Regions from separate parts of the Homo sapiens genome. Here region 1 is linked to region 2. Evidence: chromatin loops called from intact Hi-C (ENCODE). Cell type or tissue: thyroid gland. All regions are shown on one strand.

The links. Hi-C counts contacts between places; a loop is a spot of excess contacts. Peaks named below come from ENCODE experiments on the same cell type or tissue, not always from the same donor. Only the 100,000 strongest peaks of a DNase experiment are listed, where the experiment ranks them.
Region 1: it touches region 2 in a loop (5-fold over the local background); 48 of 110 quality-filtered maps call a loop at or near these places.

Annotation. Positions count from the first base shown.
Region 1 is chr20:59,401,540-59,406,539 of GRCh38, reverse strand. No RefSeq gene overlaps it. Among named protein-coding and RNA genes, the nearest start is that of EDN3, 100 kb to the right of the region's middle. RefSeq lists an enhancer at 1,605-2,105. In thyroid gland, CTCF peaks have their summits at 2,447, 2,646 (motif pointing right) and 3,571 (motif pointing right); DNase peaks (open chromatin) are centred at 2,639, 2,999, 3,699 and 3,990; H3K4me3 peaks cover 702 bases; H3K27ac peaks cover 2,755 bases.
Region 2 is chr20:59,085,348-59,090,347 of GRCh38, reverse strand. No RefSeq gene overlaps it. Among named protein-coding and RNA genes, the nearest start is that of SLMO2-ATP5E, 45 kb to the right of the region's middle. In thyroid gland, a CTCF peak has its summit at 2,335 (motif pointing left); a DNase peak (open chromatin) is centred at 2,337.

The sequences.
Region 1 (5,000 bases), 320 kb before region 2:
CCCTGGAGCCCCCATCATCACCCAGAACCTCCAAAGCCATCTTGAGACTTCGGTGGCTACACATCCACTGCTCCTCCATTGGTCCACTGTGAAATTGGGACAAAAGATATCTTATTTTTTAGGATTCACATGGATTCATGATGGAGAGCAGGAACAAGTGCCTCATGTTTAGACTAAAGTGTGAATGGCTGATATAATTCTATTTCCAGCACATAAACATTGCAGGTGAGGTTCCACAATGAGGGCACATCCACAATGGATGGTTTCATGGCAAGGACGTCAGTGTTCCCCAAAATTTGACTTCTATTTCCATTTCATCTAATGTAATCCAGTCTCCTCTTGGGGAAGTTCAGTTCAACATGGGTTCTAAACATTTCTCATTTGCAAATTATCACGGAGCTGAAACTTCTAAAAATAAACATGGTAAGATTTATGGCAAATTGAAAAAGTCTCCTCCTTGAAAGTGATTCTCAAGTGAAACTGAGTGAGAACAACTGTTTCGGGCCATCCAGGAAACAACGGAGTCTGCAGCTGTTTCACATCCACGCTTCTTCCTTGGGAACTCTGTAGACTGGTAATTTGGGAATTAGGCATTTTGTTTCAATGACTATTGCAGAATACTTTTCAGACTATTGTTTTGAATATCATGAGATGGGCTGTTTAAATATTTTATTTCAAAGTTGGAGTCAAGAGTCCAGAGTGTGGATCCAGCTCCTCTCCCTCAGATGCTCATAAGGAGTTTGAATAGCTTTAAGTCAACGTGCAAGAATGCTGAGAACACAACAGCAATGCCCACAAGGAGACGGCTTTTCAGGGTTCATCCCCACCCTCACAGGAGCACGGAGAGGGGCTCTGAAGCAAGAAGTCTTTGAGAGCTGACACCACTAAGTAGAGAAAATGGACAGAAGCTGACTCGGCAAACCTTCGCCACCTGGTCAACTGTACATGGATAGATCAAATTATGCATTCACTCACTTGACAAATATTTATTAAGTACTCCAATCCCTTACCTTCTCTTTGCATCCAGCACAAGCCAGCTCTGGCCGCTTCCCTGACCACTGCGCACCTGCCCCAGGGCCCTTCCTGCCATTCCTCAAACGGGCAGAGCTCATTCTCCCCTGACCCCGGGCCTCAACCTGCTATTCACTCTGCCTAGAATACCCTTCCTGCTGTTCTGCACTCAGCCAGCTCCTTCTTCTTATCCCCGCCCCCCGCCCCTTGTGTAAAGGAGCCCTCTCCAATTACTGTCTATCCTATTTTGCTTCATTCACAGCCTTTGTCTTCTGAAATTGTCTTGTTTACTTATTAATACATGGTTTTTGTCCTCTCTCCACCAGAATGTCAGTTCCCTGAGAGAAGAGGGACCTATCTTGTTCAGGCTGTGTCCCTAGCGGCCAGCACGGCTCCCGAAATATAACAGGTCCTCAATAAACATCTGTTGAAGAAACGATGTTCTCTTTAGCCTATCTCAGCCGGCGGGTTGAGAGGGAGAAGTAAGTAGGACACCGGGAAGGGCTTTAAAGCAGCACAAATACTCCCTGTGAGACCGGACTGGGATAAAGACAGGTTTTGAGCACTGACCTCACCGGGATGGTGGATGGGCAGGTGAGGACGACGGTGGCTTTGCCTCATCTCCCAGCTGTGACTGAGAGGCCCCCGTGGACCTGGCCCAGTGTGGCTCCATTAGTGGCCTCCCCAGGATCTGGCTAAGGTGGTATATTTTATGGTCCTGTCTATACTGCTGAGCTAATCCTTGTTAACAGGAGACAAGAGGGCATCAGAAAGATTGCCCCGGCCCAGAACTTCTTAGCTGGGATACAGTGAACACAAATCATTTGAATTCCCCACCCAGCAACAGCAGACATTCCCGGCATCCTCCTGAGCCTCTCCACTTGAACGTCTGCAGAGGTATTTATCCCATAACCATCCTGGGGTGGTCGATGCCAGGGAGATCCAGCTCCCCCTCGGCTGGGAGCTGTGCCTGCTTAGTCATAATGATCCCTCCACCGTTTGGACTGCTGCCTCCTGAGAGCCTGTCGGGTACAAAAGCTCTCAAAGCTTCATACTTCATGTGATCTTCCCAGAAGCTCTACCGGGGGGTGTTCTTTTAGACCAGTTCCAGATGGGGAAACTGAGGCACAGAAAGGCAACGTGAGTTGTTCAAGTTCCCCAGACAGTGAGTGGATGGGCAGAGAGTTGAGCCCACGTCTGTGTGCTCAGCCTGTCTCTGCTGCCTCTGGTGAACGAGGCGGGGCTGGACAGATGTGCGGGACCCAGGAGTACAGGAGAGCCCCCTAAGTCTGCACATTCTAGGACAGGAGATTGGAGACAAGTCCCTTTTCTTGGGGTCCTAAGTGGGGTTCACTGTGTCCCTGAAATCAAGGTCTCTTGGGCCCCTAAAAGGAAAGTTTTCTGGAAGCTTCTGGAAAAGTCCCTTGGAATCTGAACATCTACGAGAAGAGGAGAAAGGAAGGGAACATTGTATACAAAGACACCACAGCTGCCCAGTGGGTCAGGGGCGTGCGTCTCTGAGGGTCGGCTTAGACCTGGCAGCTCCGAGCCAAGCAGGGATTCGGGATCCGCACAGCCGGCGGGGGGCCCGGGGGGTGCGACCGCTGTGCTGCCGGCAGTTCCGCCCGCGGCCTCGTGGTGGCGCTGTTGTGCAGCGAGTGAGCGCGGCGCGTGGGGGAGGCTTCGGCAGCGCCGGGGCCCAGAGATCTGCAGACTTCGCTGCGCCAGAGTGGGGGTGCAGCGTGGGGAACAGCCCGCTGGCCCCTTCTTCCTCGGGCCCCGTGCCCCCCACTCAGGTTCCTGGGGCAAAGTCATGGTTGTTGTCATCGCCCCTGATTGAGCCTAGATGAGACGTGGTCCCAGAGACAAGGGATTCAGGGGACTGGAGGAGGGACCCCCGCTGGGGTGGCTCGTTGGGGACCAACTTGCCTGGCACCGAGATACCCTGCCCCGCTCCAGGCCTGGGAGCATCCTAGGAGACTGTGGCCCGGTGTCCTCGGGGGCCTGGCACGGGCTGGGTTCAGTGAAGTGGAGGGTCCCCTCTTTCTGGGCAGGGGCGTCTGGCCGCGAGGGCGTCACGGGGTACATTGAACTCCTGCTGCGACACCTGTGTATCCAGGCCCGGGAGAAGACAGAGCGCCTCCCTGCAAGGGGAGACCGGTTCCCACCTGGACTAGGTGCGGGGACAGGGGGAAGGTCCCTGAGAGGACCCTGGGGACGGAGCAGTGGGAGAAACTTCCTTCTTTCCTAGTGAAAGGCACTGCCTGCCCAGGGTGCAGAGTAAATGGACAGTGACATTGGGCCCAGACAGTGACACAAACACCCTTTTCAGACATGGAAAGGGGGTGCGTGTGACAAAGACAGAGAGCTCTCCTAGCTAAAGAGAGAATAACACAGGCACTCTCTTCTCGTGATAAGAAAATGGGTGACAGTGACCCATGCCCCTTTTTCTAAAGAGCAGGAGGGAGAGCGCCGGGTTTTCAGATTTGCAGGGCGAGTGCGTGCAGGTCCCCAGCCCCTGTAAGGGGTTAAGGTAGGAGATATTTCTGCTGGTGGGAAAAAGCAATAAACTATGATTTTTCCACCAGAGGGAGAGAGAGACAGAGGCAGAGAGAGAGAAAGATTGATTTTTCTTCTTGGAGAAAGCACACACAAGCACGTGTTTTCCTGTGTGCGGGGAGAGACAGAGCAACAGGCAGGGCCGTGTGCACACACCCGTAACATGTGCTACCTGGGGAGTGAGCAGGTACTTATGTTTTCCTAATGTGGTGTGTGTTTCTTGGCTGTGGCAGGGGAAACGTTTCCAAGAGGGAAAGAGAGAAAGAAGAAGAGAAAGAAAAAAAGAGGGAGGGCATTTTCTGCCTGTAACATACACGTATACATAATTTTCTGCAAGCTACAAAATAGTGTTTTTCAAGTGGTGCACACACACTTCCCTAGAGAATGGGAGACATATTTGCTTAGCAGGGGAGCCCGGTGAAGAGACGTGTGTGTGTGTGTGTGTGTGTGTGTGTGCGCGCGCGTGTGTGTCTGTACTGTGTGTGTGAGAGAGAGAGAGGGGAGACAGTGAGAGGGAAAGACAGTGAGAGAAAGAGAAGAATTTTGTTCCCACTTGGAAAAATCACATACGTATTTTTCTGCTTACAGGGAGACAAATCCACACAGAGAGACATTTTTGCTTATAACCACACACCTATGAATGCACACAGAGTTTTCTTCTTTTCCAACGTGTGTTTTTCATATTTTGTGTGTGCTTTCTTGGGGAGAGGGGAGTTATGTTGCCCGGTGATGAAAAGCTTTAGAGAGAGACTTTTCTGAGAGGGAAAAAGAACATTTTCTGCCTGGAGACACATGTATTTCTGTGAGCCGAGAATTTCAAAAGTGTTGGTATTTCAGGTGGTGCATACTTAGTGAGAAAACAGACATTCTGCCTGAGATTGTGTGTGTGTGTGTGTGTGTGTGTGTGTGCCAGTGCACCTCACGTACATGTTTTCCCGCAGAGAAAAAGATGCGTATATTTTTCTGCCTGCAGGAAGAGATAGACTAACAAAGTGAGGGTTTTTTTCCCACTACACACGTGCACACAAACACACACACACACTTTTCTAAGTGTGGAAAGACGGTGAGAGTAGGTTGTTATTTTTTAGGGAAGAATGTATTTCTGCCCAGTGAGTTTTGAAAAGTGACTTTTCTGAGTGAAGATTAAGAATATTGTTATTTGCCTGGAAACAAGCAAGCACATAATTTTCTGCAAGCCCAGAAATAGTGTTTGTTTGCTTGTTTTTCAGGTAGTACATAGAGAAGAGCCACATGTCTGTGTGTGTGTGTGTGTGTGTGTGTGTGTGTGTGTGTGTGTGTTGGCGTATTTTTTCTTTCTGGAAAAAAAAGAACATGTATTTTTTTGCTTGCAGGGAGGCAGCTCAACATGGAGAGACTTTCATCGGCTTGTACCCACAAACACACACACACAAAAACAAACACACAACCAC
Region 2 (5,000 bases):
TGTCACGTGTTGTACAATTTTATTTATATGAAATATTTGGAATACATAAATCCATAGAGACAGGATGCAGATTGGTAGTTTCCAGCCTGGAAGGAGGAGGAATGAGGGGTAATTGTTTATTGGTACAGGGTTTCTTTTGGGGTTGATGAATATGTGAAAGCAGAAAGAGCGGTGTTTGTATGACATTGAGCATGCACTAAATGTCACTGAATTGTTCACTTTAAAATGGTTATTTTATGTTGTGTGAATTTCACTTTAATAATAACTGTTTAAGGGAAAAGTTAATTCACTGATAGAGGTATTTCTAAAATGTATTGTACTGCCCCCAGCATTCTTTCTTGTAGTGTAAGGTCAGTGATACATTAAAGACCATGCATTGACGCATTGGGAATCTCTTTTGGAGCCCAGCTCCAGAAGGGTATGAGCTGCCAGATCAGGTCATCAATAGCTATGTTTGCCTGAGGACTCATAAGGCCTCTTGGGAGAAACAGTAAGAGGAACTTTGAAGACTCACAGACCTTTGGGACCAGATTCCCCAACTCCTTACCCTGTCTGTGAAACTCATAAGACAAGCCACTTCCCCGGAGCTTGGAAGGCTGTATGTTCCTCTGCACTGACCATGCCTCTAGGTTGTGATTTAAATTGCAACTGTTGTGGTCCTAGGTGGCACCCTTTAAATGCCCTCTGAGCCAGGCCCTGGGAATTTGTTGCCAGTAACTTGATAAAAAGAAGTAAAAAAAAAAAAAAAGACTTTAAAAACTCCATCTACTGTGAGGCAAATGATAAAGCTCTGTGAGCACTACAAAGTCAGATTGTCCAAGGCAGACTGAGACAAATGTTTTGACTGTTAGGAAGAAAACCAATCCTCAGCGCTGGACATGGTACACCCAGAGAAATGAGGAGAACAGACACAGACGAAAGATGGACAACACGGGTCCCTCTTCGCTATTTGAGGCAGTGAGGACACATGCATCTCAGAACCAAGCCATCAAAGGCTTAGCAAAGTGGGAAGACACCAGGGGCCACCAAAAGATCAGGGTGTGTGACTGGCATCCAACAGGAAAGCAGGAGGACCTGGGAGAGTGGACTTTAGGCCCAGGACCCGGTGAGCATCCCCAGTGATGGTCATTGCCCTCTTTGCCCTTGACCTTGGCTTCCCCAATGTATCACTCATGACAGGCTTTCCCCAAAAAGTGTCAGTTGCTATCAACCTGGAAGGAGAATGCCTGGTTTTGCACCTTGGAGCTCCACTTGACTGTGAATGTTGAACTAGGATGAAGGCTTGGAAAAATGAAAATCCAAGTTAGAGGTATCCCAGGACTGGAAGGGAACACTCGTCCTTTGTCAGAATAAATGAAGATTCAGAAGGATTTTTACCATTGAAAGATGAACTGAGGCCGGGCACAGTGGTTCATACCTGTAATCCCAGCACTTTGGGAGGCTGAGGTGGGTGGATCTCCTGAGGTCAGGAGTTTGAGGCCAGCCTGGCCAACATGGTGAAACCCCGTCTCTACTAAAAATGCAAAAATCAGGCAAGTGTGGTGGTGCACCCCTGTAATCCCAACTACTCGAGAGGCTGAGGTGGGAGAATTGCTTGAACCTGGGAGGCAGAGGCTGCAGTGAACCAAGATCGTGCCACTGCACTCCAGCCTGGGTGACAGAGCGAGACCCCGTCTCAAAAAAAAAGAAAAAAAGAAAAAGAAAATGAAAGATGAACTGAAATTAGGAAGAAATTTAACAGGCATGAACATAAAACCCTGGATCTCTGTTATTTGTTTTAATACAATAAAGGATAACAGAAACTTGATAAAGGGTATGAAGCACCCACTATGTGCCAGACATTCCACAGGCATTATCTCAACTCATGTTTATAAACTCAGCTTGCAAAAGTGGCAGTTAGGGAAGTTGGAGCCTGAGGAGGTCAAGCCATTGGCTCAAGGTCACATACTCTGAGGATGAAGAAAAGAGACACTAGATTCCCAGAACTCTAATATACATCCTCTGGTTTTCCATAAACAGTTCTTCGGGGAATAAATCTTAACCTAAGCACAAATTCATATGAAAAAGATCCAGGGCTGCACTTGACTATAGGTTTTACAAAACTTTGTAGCTTGAAAGCTATATTAATTAAAATACAGGTTCCTAAATCTAAGGGACATAACCATCCCACTGGGATGGATCTGTTGGATCATTGGCAAGGAACTGAAAGCCTCAGAGTTGATTAATCAGTTTCAGGATCTCTCCAAACACGGCAAAGAATCTTTACCAATCCAGGAATCTTAACCAAGAACAACCCCTAGGGAAAGCTTAGAAACAAGGCGCCCCCTGGTGGTCCTTCTGACCGGGGCGATGCATGGGTTCAGAGCATTCTCCCAGCCTATGAGATGCTCCAAGCCATTCATTTTACCTCTATTTTTAAATTTTGTTTTGATCACTGCAATTATTTTCCTCTTAACTCTTATTACCTATATCTTGTATTTTAGAGAACATTTATTATGTATTTATTTACAGTTGCATCCCAAATTTATAAACTGGTAGAATTCGCCTGTAAAATTGAAAGTTCAGCTCTCTACCATGAGATGTTGTCTTCTCATTAAAAAAAAAAAAAAAAAGTCAAGCAATACAGGCACATCTCCCACTCAGTATAGAACTTTCTGAACTTAATTACCACTGTCAGGATGCCTTTGACAAGAAATGTTTACTTCACAGAAAAGAGGGCGAATGCATTCCGAGCAAGGTTAATCGTTTTTTGTGAGAGCCTAAGTTGTCCTAGCAGCCTGAGGGTAGTCTTCAGCTTTGAATAAGTGTCTCATTATTTATATTACCCATTTTTTGTCCTGTTTATTCTCCGCCTCGTTTATTTTTGTGAAAATAACTTGCAGAGTATTTAGTTCTGATGAGTGATTTTGCTTATTTGTTTTTGAGCATTAATCAGCCACAAGTTCTAAAATAAACACCTAATTTATTTTGACTGTAACAAAGCAAAGAGAAACAAAATTAATTAATCTGCCAATTCGCTATCACGGTGGATATTAAAGTACATATAAATCATCACAATTCTGAATGATTCTACAAGCCAGAGGTTGGCAAGCTTTTCTGTAAAGGGCCAGAGAGAAAATATTTGAGATTCTGGGGCCAGAAGATCCTGCCGCAGTGACTAGACTCTGCTGGTACAACACAAAAGCAGCCAGAGCCAATATGTAAATAAGTGGGCATGGCTGTGTTTCAATAAAACTTTATTTACAAAACAAACCAGCGTGCCAGATTTGGCTTGTGGGCCATAGTTTGGTAACCCCTACAATACTGAACAGTAAATCTCCATCAGTGCCTTCCATTTTGGAAAACACTTCTGGAATTCACATGCTAAGAATGGCTAGTAGTAATACGGAGTTCACAATTCCGTTCTTACTATACGAGTATTTATGTGATATTTTCTGGATTATTAAGGAATATTTATAAAGAAATGTATGAAATCTTTAAATTGTGATTGCATCTGAATAAGTCATATCAGTTACATACCTTGTCACATGGTACACAAGTCACCTTTACAAATCAATAGCAAAACTCTACCAGCCCATTTTTTAAAATTACTATCTGCCTAACTTCCTAACAGACACTAAAATGAATACAAACAGCATTCTCTACTCACAGTAATTCACGCTGTCCCAGGCATACAGTCTGGTTGTTATTTCAAAGTTTTAGACCAGTACATATTTTTTGTTTTTTCTTTCTAAAGTCTCTTTTTCTATGTAAAACCTCCTTTAAAACCATATGGATTTTATTAGAAGGATTATAACCTTTCTGGCTGATATATGCTTACATTATTTGCATTTAATTTAATTGGAGTTTTGAAGGAAGTGCTGTAAAATCAAATTCAGTGTTTTTATATCATTTGATATTTGTTTCCTATTTTTGCAGCACCAGTAATCAAGGGTCTTATCTTTGAAAGCAGTTTACATAACCATGTTTTGATGTTTTCAAAACTTGTCTAGAAAATAAGACCCCCTAAAATCACGATTTGTGTCTTCAAAGTTTTCCTTTGTTAATTTTTAGGTTAATGGATATTTAGCTGAATCTTTCTTTATGTAGAAGATTTTGTTTGAAACTGTACTTTGTCCTCATGATAAATTGGAATGTCTTAATTTTGAACTTATGTCCTACTGAGTGACCTAATTTCTTTATGAATCTCACGGATGGAGCAGGCAAGTAATCTTGAGTATCAAGCAGATTCATTTTTAAATGCAATTATGCATTCATTCTGCCCCAGAAAAGTTTCATCCTAACTAATCTTTGACCTGACAGCTGAGGGTGGCACAGCAACACCACTGAAAGTCTAGAAGACACAGGTGCACAGCATTTTGTTCCTAGGGTTACCTTTTTTCAGCAACTAATTGTATTTCACTGGAGGAAATTTTTAAATGAAGCAAATAGGGGGAAATAGTGATTTTTCTCCATACATGAATAAAAGTTAATGTTATGAGGCATTTCACACTTTTCTTTTATGTTAAAATTTTATTCTCTGCATATGTTTGTAACTTATAAAACTGCTTGTGTGCCCCGTGTATGTCCTAGAAGAAAGAAAGGGTTCTGGAACCTACTGTCTTTTCATCTCTACCTGGCAAGTACTATTTGAGTTTCTAGAATGAAAATAGGAAAATTGATTAGTCCATTCAGTATTCCAAAGAAAATCTGAAAGAAAGGTTAAAATCTAATAAGAAGCTGGCATTTGTCTTTAGGTCTTGTTTATGTCTCAGTGCCCAGAATCAAAAAAGGCTATGGGTTCTCAGCAGAGACGCAATGATGTTGGCCATAGAGGACACCGTCAGATCAAACCCTATCAGTCCATTTCCTTTGCTTCTTAGCCCATTAGAGCAAAGATTTTTAATTTTCTTTTGAAATGCCTTGAAGTTATAGAGTAAGACAAAACAAAATATTGCCTGAACAGGAGCATTAAATTTTTTTTTTCTTTTTTTGAGACAGAGTCTCACTCTGTCACCAGG